Linked DNA regions of Homo sapiens: all the other regions are linked to region 2. A link is an interaction called in ENCODE POLR2A ChIA-PET data of the cell type or tissue named here. Cell type or tissue: PC-9. All regions are shown on one strand.

Region 1 (2,500 bases), 200 kb after region 2:
AGCTGTCTGGGAAAGGCTTGGCCACATTGTGCATTTGTGTGGCCGAGCCCCATTTGTCATGCCTTTTCATGCCCCATTTGTCTGTGTGACTGTCCGTCCTCCCTACAAGACGTAACTCAGGGACATCCCTGGTTCCCACTGCTCCCAGCACAGCCTGACCAAGGGAAGGACCCCAGAGGTCCTGGTTGCATGAATGACCAGGAAGGCCAGGCTTTGGTCTAGCAATGACACCCACCGTGGAGGTGGCAGGAGGGTGGCTGGCAGGGGGAAGAGGTGCTGGAGGGACCTGCTCTTCCCCTGGAGATGGGGCCTCAGCCACAGGACTCGGGATCTGCTCCGTGGTGGGGACCGTGGCCACGTTGTTGTTATTGTCCTCTGCCGGCTCGGCAGTTTGGTGGGTGGTTTGGGGACAGATGAGCTCCTCTGGTTCGGGGGAAGGTAACTCATTATCATTGGCATCTGATGACGGGGCAGGCTCAGCGGGGAGTGGGGCTGTGGGCTGGGCAGGGGGGAGCTCTTCCAGGTTTCCATTGGCATTGGTGTTTCCATTGTCCACATCGGCCAAGGTGCCCATGAAGTCCTGGGAGGGGCTGGGCTGGTAGAAAGGGGTGCCCTCCATGCCACCGGCCAGGGTGTTGAAGCGCTGGTACAGCAGCTTCTGGATGTTGGGCCCGCCGGGGCCCTCGGGCTCTGTGATGGAGCTGCGCTTTTTCAGGGGCCGGGGCGCGTTGGCCAGCTTCCTGCGGAGGGCCTCCAGGTCTGCATCACTCTGGTAGCGCAGTGGCGAATGCACGATGGGCGTGAGCTTGGTGGGGCTGAGTGGCCGTGGCAGGCTCTCCACGGTGCTGCCATCTGCGGGGGCGGCGGGGCCATCCTGCTCAGGCTCTTTCTCAGTACTTTCTGAAGGTGGCTGAGGCTGTGGTGTGCCCGTGGACAGTGACCCGTGAAGAAACGGCAGCGGCGATGGAGAGGTTGAACCCGAAGGTAAAACGGGCTTACCATACACTGGGGAAGACACAAAGGACAGGCAATTTTGACCTCACTACAGAGATCTAGTCATACACACCTATGATTACACCAGAGACAGGCTCCTGCAAAGACACACATATACATCTGCTGCTGTTATTCAATTCTCATTTCAAATCTCTGAGGAAACCTCCCCCTCTTAGAGCCTCCACTGACTCCTTCTGAAAGGTGCAGTGCCTCTCTAATGTGTCGGTTTTTACATTTGGGTTTCCAGAACTGGAGCTTTTTCAAAAGAAAAAAATAGGGTGCTAACCCGACTTTTCCTGCCGCAGACAAGCCTGCCTGTTTTCTGGCCAAGGAAAAAGACAAAAACCACTAAACATGCATCTGATTCTTGGACTAACTCACATGACGGAGACACACGCGCCTCCTCAGAGCAGGAAGGTTTTACCTGGAGGTCCAGGAGCTCTTGAGAATGGTCTAAGCCTTTCCCACCACAGCCAGAACCCTCCCCACAAGGGAACACTGCACCACCACCTGGGAGGTCCCTGTGCAGGAAGTGACTAGGCACGTCCAGGAATCCCTCAACTGTGAGTCTAGAAGCTGCAGCCAATGCCCAGGAATGTCTAAGAAGGCCCTAGCCTAGACCTGACCCGCGGCTTCCTCCCGTAAGAGTCGGAAACACCATCAGCCTCTGTGGTAGGTGTGGAACTAAGCTACCTTCTCTCAGCTGCCTTCTTAGAACATCTGAGCTCCATAACCCAAACCAAGGCTTTCCTCCCCTCTGGGCTATGGGGGAGGCTCCTACGCAGCAGACGCCCTCCTTAAACTGCCCATGCCCAGGGGTCGGGCTCAGCCACTACCAGGAGGGCCAGTGGTCAAGGCCACCCTCTACGCACTGGACAGCTCCCGGCACAAGTTACCACGAAACAGAAGGAAAAGAGGAAATTCTCGACATCTCACCCTTCCCGGAGCTGGATTTCCTAAGTAGCACACGGAGGTGGCTGCTCAGACAGGAAGTCAGAGAACTGTGAGCCATCTGCAAAACAGCCTCCTCCATGCATTCCAGCTTCCATTCCCTTCTCACACTGACACCCAAGGCTGTACTTTTATGTAAGAATTAAGTTTAATCCTAAATAGCACGTGGCCCAAACGTAAAGAAATACATTAGTATTTTCTTAATTAAAAGTATAATTTCCTAGCCCCAAGAAAAGGAGAGTATAAACCCACTCTACCTGCTTTAACTGACTTATTTAAGGCGCTGTGTGCTGCCGGCTGGTAATTCTTAGGTGGTGTGGCTTGCTGGAGGTACATGGAGTATATGGAACTTGAATTCACTGTCTGGGGTCCTTTCCTGGGAGACTGTGGCCTTGACCCTTTATCAGCCAGGAAAGGCCTAATGGCCACTGTCAGTGGGAGTTCAGGCTTGCTGTCCCCAGCTGGAAATGCAGGTGGTCCCGCTGGCGGGTACGTGGGACTTGGCGGTACGGAAATCCTCTGCTGAATCTGTTGTGAGGAGCCTGGCTGGGGGGTG
Region 2 (2,500 bases):
TTTTCCCGTGTCGGGCCCTCCTCATCCCAGAGCAGCCTTGAGAGGGCTGAGGTGGGTGGTGTCACAGGCCCTCAGAGCCTGCATCTGTGCTGTCACCTGCGTATGCTGCCACCAGGTGGGTGCTGAAGCCATCCTCGTAGCAGCATAGTAGGTGCCTCCTGCACAGAGAGATAGATATGCCTACCACATGCCAGGCACGCTGATTTTGGTTCTTTAATCTTTTTTTTGGAGACCGTCTTGCTTTGTCGCCCGGGCTGGAGTGCAGTAGCGCGATCTCGGCTCACTGCAAGCTCCGCCTCACGGGTTCACGCCATTCTCCTGCCTCAGCCTCCCGAGTAGCTGGGACTACAGGTATCCGCCACCTCGCCTGGCTAATTTTTTTTTTTTTTTTTTTTTTTTGTATTTTTAGTAGAGACAGGGTTTCACCGTGTTAGCCAGGATGGTCTTGATCTCCTGACCTCAAGATCCACCCACCTCGGCCTCCCAAAGTGCTGGGATTACAGGCGTGAGCCACCGCGCCCGGCTGGTTCTTTAATCTTTAAAAACCCACAAGGCAGTTCCCGTGTTCTAGGTGACGACACCATTGCTAAACTTTAGCCACAGGTATGTTCCTGAAGTGCCCGTGACACTAAGCATCTCAAGATGTGGCCCCTGGACCGGCTGGTCAGCGTCGTCCCCACCCCACCCCTGCTGAGCCGAAACTCCAAGGCAGGGCCCAGGGGGCCCCCTTTCCCCAAGCCTCCAGGTGCTCTGGTACTCAAATTTGAGAATCACTGCTGGAAGACCCGGGAGTCTCGCAAACATTTCTTTTTATTTCTTAAATAAAAACCCCCGTTATTAACTGAAGCGGCAGCTCTCTGGCAGCTTCCTGCAAGCAGCTGGTTGATCCTCTGAGGCTGCACTGTCAGTTGCAGCTCAGTTTCACCCGGTGTGGCTGGACTGTCTGCTTCTGAGCCCCAGACCCTGTCGCTCCCTGCTGCTCCCCTGTGAATGCCCTCGTGCTCCCAGAGAGAAACTGAGGCAGCAACAGCAGGTAGCTGTGCGCAGACCCCGCTGGGCCCCAGTTTGAATAAACCAAATGTCTTTTACAAAATAGGACAGTTGGGAAGCTTGAAGCTTGAGTGGCCGTTTTGTGAGTTTAAGGAGTGGCCACATTTGCGAGCATGCTGACAAAGTGCTGGGGAATGACAGGGTGGCTGAGATCCAACTCTGAATAACAGGGTTGGGGAGGAAGGGGAGTAGACCTCAAACCAGGCTGGCCACAGACTCCTGGGAGCTGCGTACAGGATTCTTCACACGATTCTGCTGGTGCATTTCTTTGACAATTTCCAAAAGTTTTTATTTTTGAAAAAAGGAGACTGGGTGTGGTGGCTCATGCCTGAGGCCAAGATGGGAGGATCGCTTGAGCCCAGCCTGGGCAACACAGGGAAACCCTGTCTCTACAAATGATTAAAAAATAAAAAAAGGAGAGATGCCCCAGGCCAGTGGCCAGCACTGGTAGCTGGCAGGACCCAGCCTGTCACCCAGGGTGCTGGCATGGCACATGTAGGCTGAATGCAGTCCGGGGCCTGGCCCCTGCCTGGAAGCCCTGGGCCTGCAGAGACACGGGCCCTGCAGAGGAATGCTGGGCCAGCTGTGGGCGGGGGGCTGGCCATGGATGGGGTGGGGACAGTGGGGGCGACAGGCACAATAGACATTCTGGGTGCCAGGCAACGGGGAAGCAGACGCTTCTTGGCGGGGAAACCCTGAGGGGCCCAGGCCACACCTGTCCCTCAGCAATGTGGCGTGCACCCCCACCCTCAGGCCATTGAGGCTCACTGGCTGCCTGGCCCCTCAGGGTGAAGGGCAGCCACCCTCCTGGTGGGGCTTCAACACTCCCTGATGCCAGCCCCCACCCAACTGAGGACCTGGTCGGAGGGTGCCTCGATGGCTCCTGCAGCCCCGAGCTCTGGCCTGCTCACCTCTTCGTGGCCTCTGTCTCGGGGCCGCCGGCACTCCCCGCCTCTCCTGCCTCTGACTGTGCCTGCCTGGCTGGTGCCCCCAGGTGTAGGCAGGCCCTCATGGGGTTCAGAACAGGGCTTGGAGTTCTGGTGGAGCCTCCATCCCCTGCCACCCCTCTCCTGGCCCCAGACTCAGTAGCCCCCAGCCCTGCCAGCCAGGCTCTGCCAGAGCCACAGGGCCCCTGTGGCTGTCCCTGTCCAGTGGCTCCCTTCAGGCTCCACATCCTCCCCCTCCGTGGATGGCCCTGCTAAGGAGCTCTGGGCCCAGCTGGTGGCCAGGAGGAGGGAGGCTAGGAGGTCGCCGTGCCCGGTGGCCTTCCCCACCTCACAGACGGTTCTTGAGCTTCTGGGCACAGCGGCCAGCCCTCGCCCTCCCCCAACACACGCCCTCCGTCCCTCTGCCTCAGCCCCTGCCTCTTGCCCCAGCCCTGAGGGTAGAGGTCGGACCCCAGCTGCTGTCTGCAGTGGCACCCAGGGTCCCGGCTAAAGCACACATTCCG
Region 3 (2,500 bases), 200 kb before region 2:
ACCTTACAAGCCTCTGAGTATCTGAAAGTGCCATACCTAGGCCCTTACAAAGTAACAGGGATGTTTATGCATTGACCTTTTTGAACAACTATGGTATGGGCCATGCACTTGCAGACACTCTTATTTGGGTAATAGAGTTGTCAACTTAGAACACATAAAAAAGATTGTTAACACCAAGGTGTCTATTTGCAGTTTTGTCACAACAACAAAAAAGCCCAACGGTACCTTCTTCATGGTTTGGAGTGTGTGGTAGCAATGCATCAAGCTCAGCTTATCTCCAAGATTCCACATATCTTGAAGGAGATGTACGATGCAGACCTTTTAGAAGAAGAGGTCATCATCAGCTGGTCGGAAAAGGTGGGGAATACATAGGTGGGCTCTTAAAGTTCACAGGTTTTGGGGGGTTTTTTTGTTTGGTTGATTGTTTTTGGAGACGGAGTCTCATTCTGTTGTCCAGGCAGGAGTACAGTGGTATGATCTCAGCTCCCTGAAACCTCCACGTCCCGGCTTCAAGTGATTCTCCTGCCTCAGCCTCCCAAGTAGCTGGGATTACAGGCACCTGCGATCATGCCCAGCTAATTTTTGTATTTTTAGTAGATGGGGTTTTACCATGTTGGCCAGGTTGGTCTCGAACACCTGACCTCAGGTGATCCACTGGCCTCCCAAAGTGCTGAGGTTACAGGTGTGAGCTCCTGCGCCCAGCCGTTCACAAGTATTGAGACGGCTTTGAGATGAAGAAAAAATGTCTTAATATCTATAGCTAAAGTTCAGTGCCTGTGCTGTAGATTGTGATTCGCATCATGTCAGATTTGTAGTCATAACAGACTGCTGAGACTAACGTGTTCACTGAGTACATTGATTCTGTTTGAGGATTCAGACTTGTTAGGACCCAGTCCCCTCAGCTCAGTAAGGGGGATTGTATAAATAATCAAAAGTTGTTAAAATTCCTCAACTAAGAGACTTGTACTCACATTTTTTAGGCCTCTAAGAAATATGTCTCCAAAGAACTTGCCAAAGAGATTCGTGTCAAAGCAGAACCATTTATAAAATGGTTGAAGGAGGCAGAGGAAGAATCTTCTGGTGGCGAAGAAGAAGATGAAGATGAGAACATTGAGGTAAACATTGGGGGAGGAGGGTATTGGATACAGTGCTGGCATGGGTGTTTGAGATTTAAAAAGGTTTGTGAGGAGTGATATAATGGCAGTTTGGGGTAATTTCAGGTTTAGAATTTAAGATGCAGTAAAATACAGCCTCTCAATAATTTGGAAAATAATAGAAAGGGTGATGGAAACTGTGTTCCTACTCCTACACATTATAGTCTATAAAAAAACTTTAAAAATGCTCTTAGACTGGAGCCTGTGTAAGAGAACTTGCAGTGTTTGCATAACAGAGCTGTTCCGTGAAGAAGAAATAGCTGCATCTAGGCAGTTTCCTCCTCTGTGACCACAATTTACATTGATTTGTTTTATAAACAGATTTATCAGCTTATGTTGAATAAAATCATTCCTCTTAACAGGTGGTGTATTCGAAGGCTGCCAGTGTACCGAAAGTTGAGACTGTAAAGTCAGACAACAAGGATGACGACATCGATATTGATGCCATTTAAAGGGATGGATGCAACCTAGCTTAACAGTATAATGCTGCAAATTTTCCTCCATTATCAGCCAGAAGTGCAACATGTATGTGCAAAAGCTAAAATGGCTTAACATCATGCTACACTTTACACTAAAAATCTATTACTGTGAGTGGTCTGTTATTAAGCCCAATGAGACATCTAGGGAGTCCATACACATCAGTGAGCAGATGTAGTTTGCTTATTTATAGCATGTTTCTTTTTGAAAAACTAGTGGTGGACACATTTGGATCACATTTATACAGTTATAAAAATAAAGGTTTGATTTTGGTCGTTCTTCAGATGTTTGGCTCTGAATGACTTAAGCTGAAGTAACTGGCTCCTTACTTTAAATGTTCTGCCATCATTTCACCTGATGAGCATTCTTGGAGCCTGCCAGATATTGTTAGGTCCTGGGGCTGCAAAGAGGTCCTCAACAGGATGTAAAGCAAACTTAATTGTAATTAATTTATTCAGCCCATTAAGAAAGTACTAAAGTTTTATCTCTGTAGTTCCTCAAATTGGCATCTGGTAATGTACATTGTGAGGTAGACTGATAATGAAATGACAGTGTAACATCTTAACCAAGAAGTAAATATGACCTCAGTGTCCTATAAATAATGTAAGAGCAGGATTTGAAACTTGGAGAGCTGTTTTCTCATTTCATGTACACTTGCCCCAAATTGTCTTTGAAGTCGTGTGCATTGCACGTTGGATGAGCCAGGGAAATTATTACATTAACAAGCATTTTGTGTGTACGTAGTAGTTACTTTGTACTGAGAGAACTTGCTTTGGGGTGCAATTAATAAACTGATTTTATTTGGGAGAAACAAGGAAGGGTGCACTTAACTAGCAACCTAAGCATGATTTTTCAGCTTTTGCCCTTAG

What was found. ChIA-PET counts read pairs that join two places held together with the same protein. Peaks named below come from ENCODE experiments on the same cell type or tissue, not always from the same donor. Only the 100,000 strongest peaks of a DNase experiment are listed, where the experiment ranks them.
Region 1: POLR2A ChIA-PET joins it to region 2 with 5 read pairs; 2 of 35 experiments call an interaction of 5 or more read pairs at or near these places.
Region 3: POLR2A ChIA-PET joins it to region 2 with 5 read pairs; 4 of 35 experiments call an interaction of 5 or more read pairs at or near these places.

Annotation. Positions count from the first base shown.
Region 1 is chr14:103,739,589-103,742,088 of GRCh38, forward strand. PPP1R13B (protein phosphatase 1 regulatory subunit 13B) reads right to left here. Exons shown (of 17, transcript NM_015316.3): 11 at 2,202-2,500; 12 at 236-1,005. Among named protein-coding and RNA genes, the nearest start is that of ZFYVE21, 25 kb to the left of the region's middle. In PC-9, no CTCF peak of the experiment used is centred here; no DNase peak of the experiment used is centred here.
Region 2 is chr14:103,539,523-103,542,022 of GRCh38, forward strand. LOC124903392 (a long non-coding RNA gene) reads right to left here. Exons shown (of 2, transcript XR_007064357.1): 2 at 793-2,500. Among named protein-coding and RNA genes, the nearest start is that of TRMT61A, 12 kb to the left of the region's middle. In PC-9, CTCF peaks have their summits at 910, 1,112 and 1,371; DNase peaks (open chromatin) are centred at 599 and 1,209; H3K4me3 peaks cover 518 bases; H3K27ac peaks cover 2,500 bases.
Region 3 is chr14:103,339,447-103,341,946 of GRCh38, forward strand. It overlaps EIF5 (eukaryotic translation initiation factor 5), which reads left to right. Exons shown (of 12, transcript NM_001969.5): 10 at 193-357; 11 at 981-1,115; 12 at 1,517-2,500. The coding sequence ends at 1,606. Among named protein-coding and RNA genes, the nearest start is that of SNORA28, 2.8 kb to the left of the region's middle. In PC-9, no CTCF peak of the experiment used is centred here; no DNase peak of the experiment used is centred here; H3K27ac peaks cover 1,282 bases.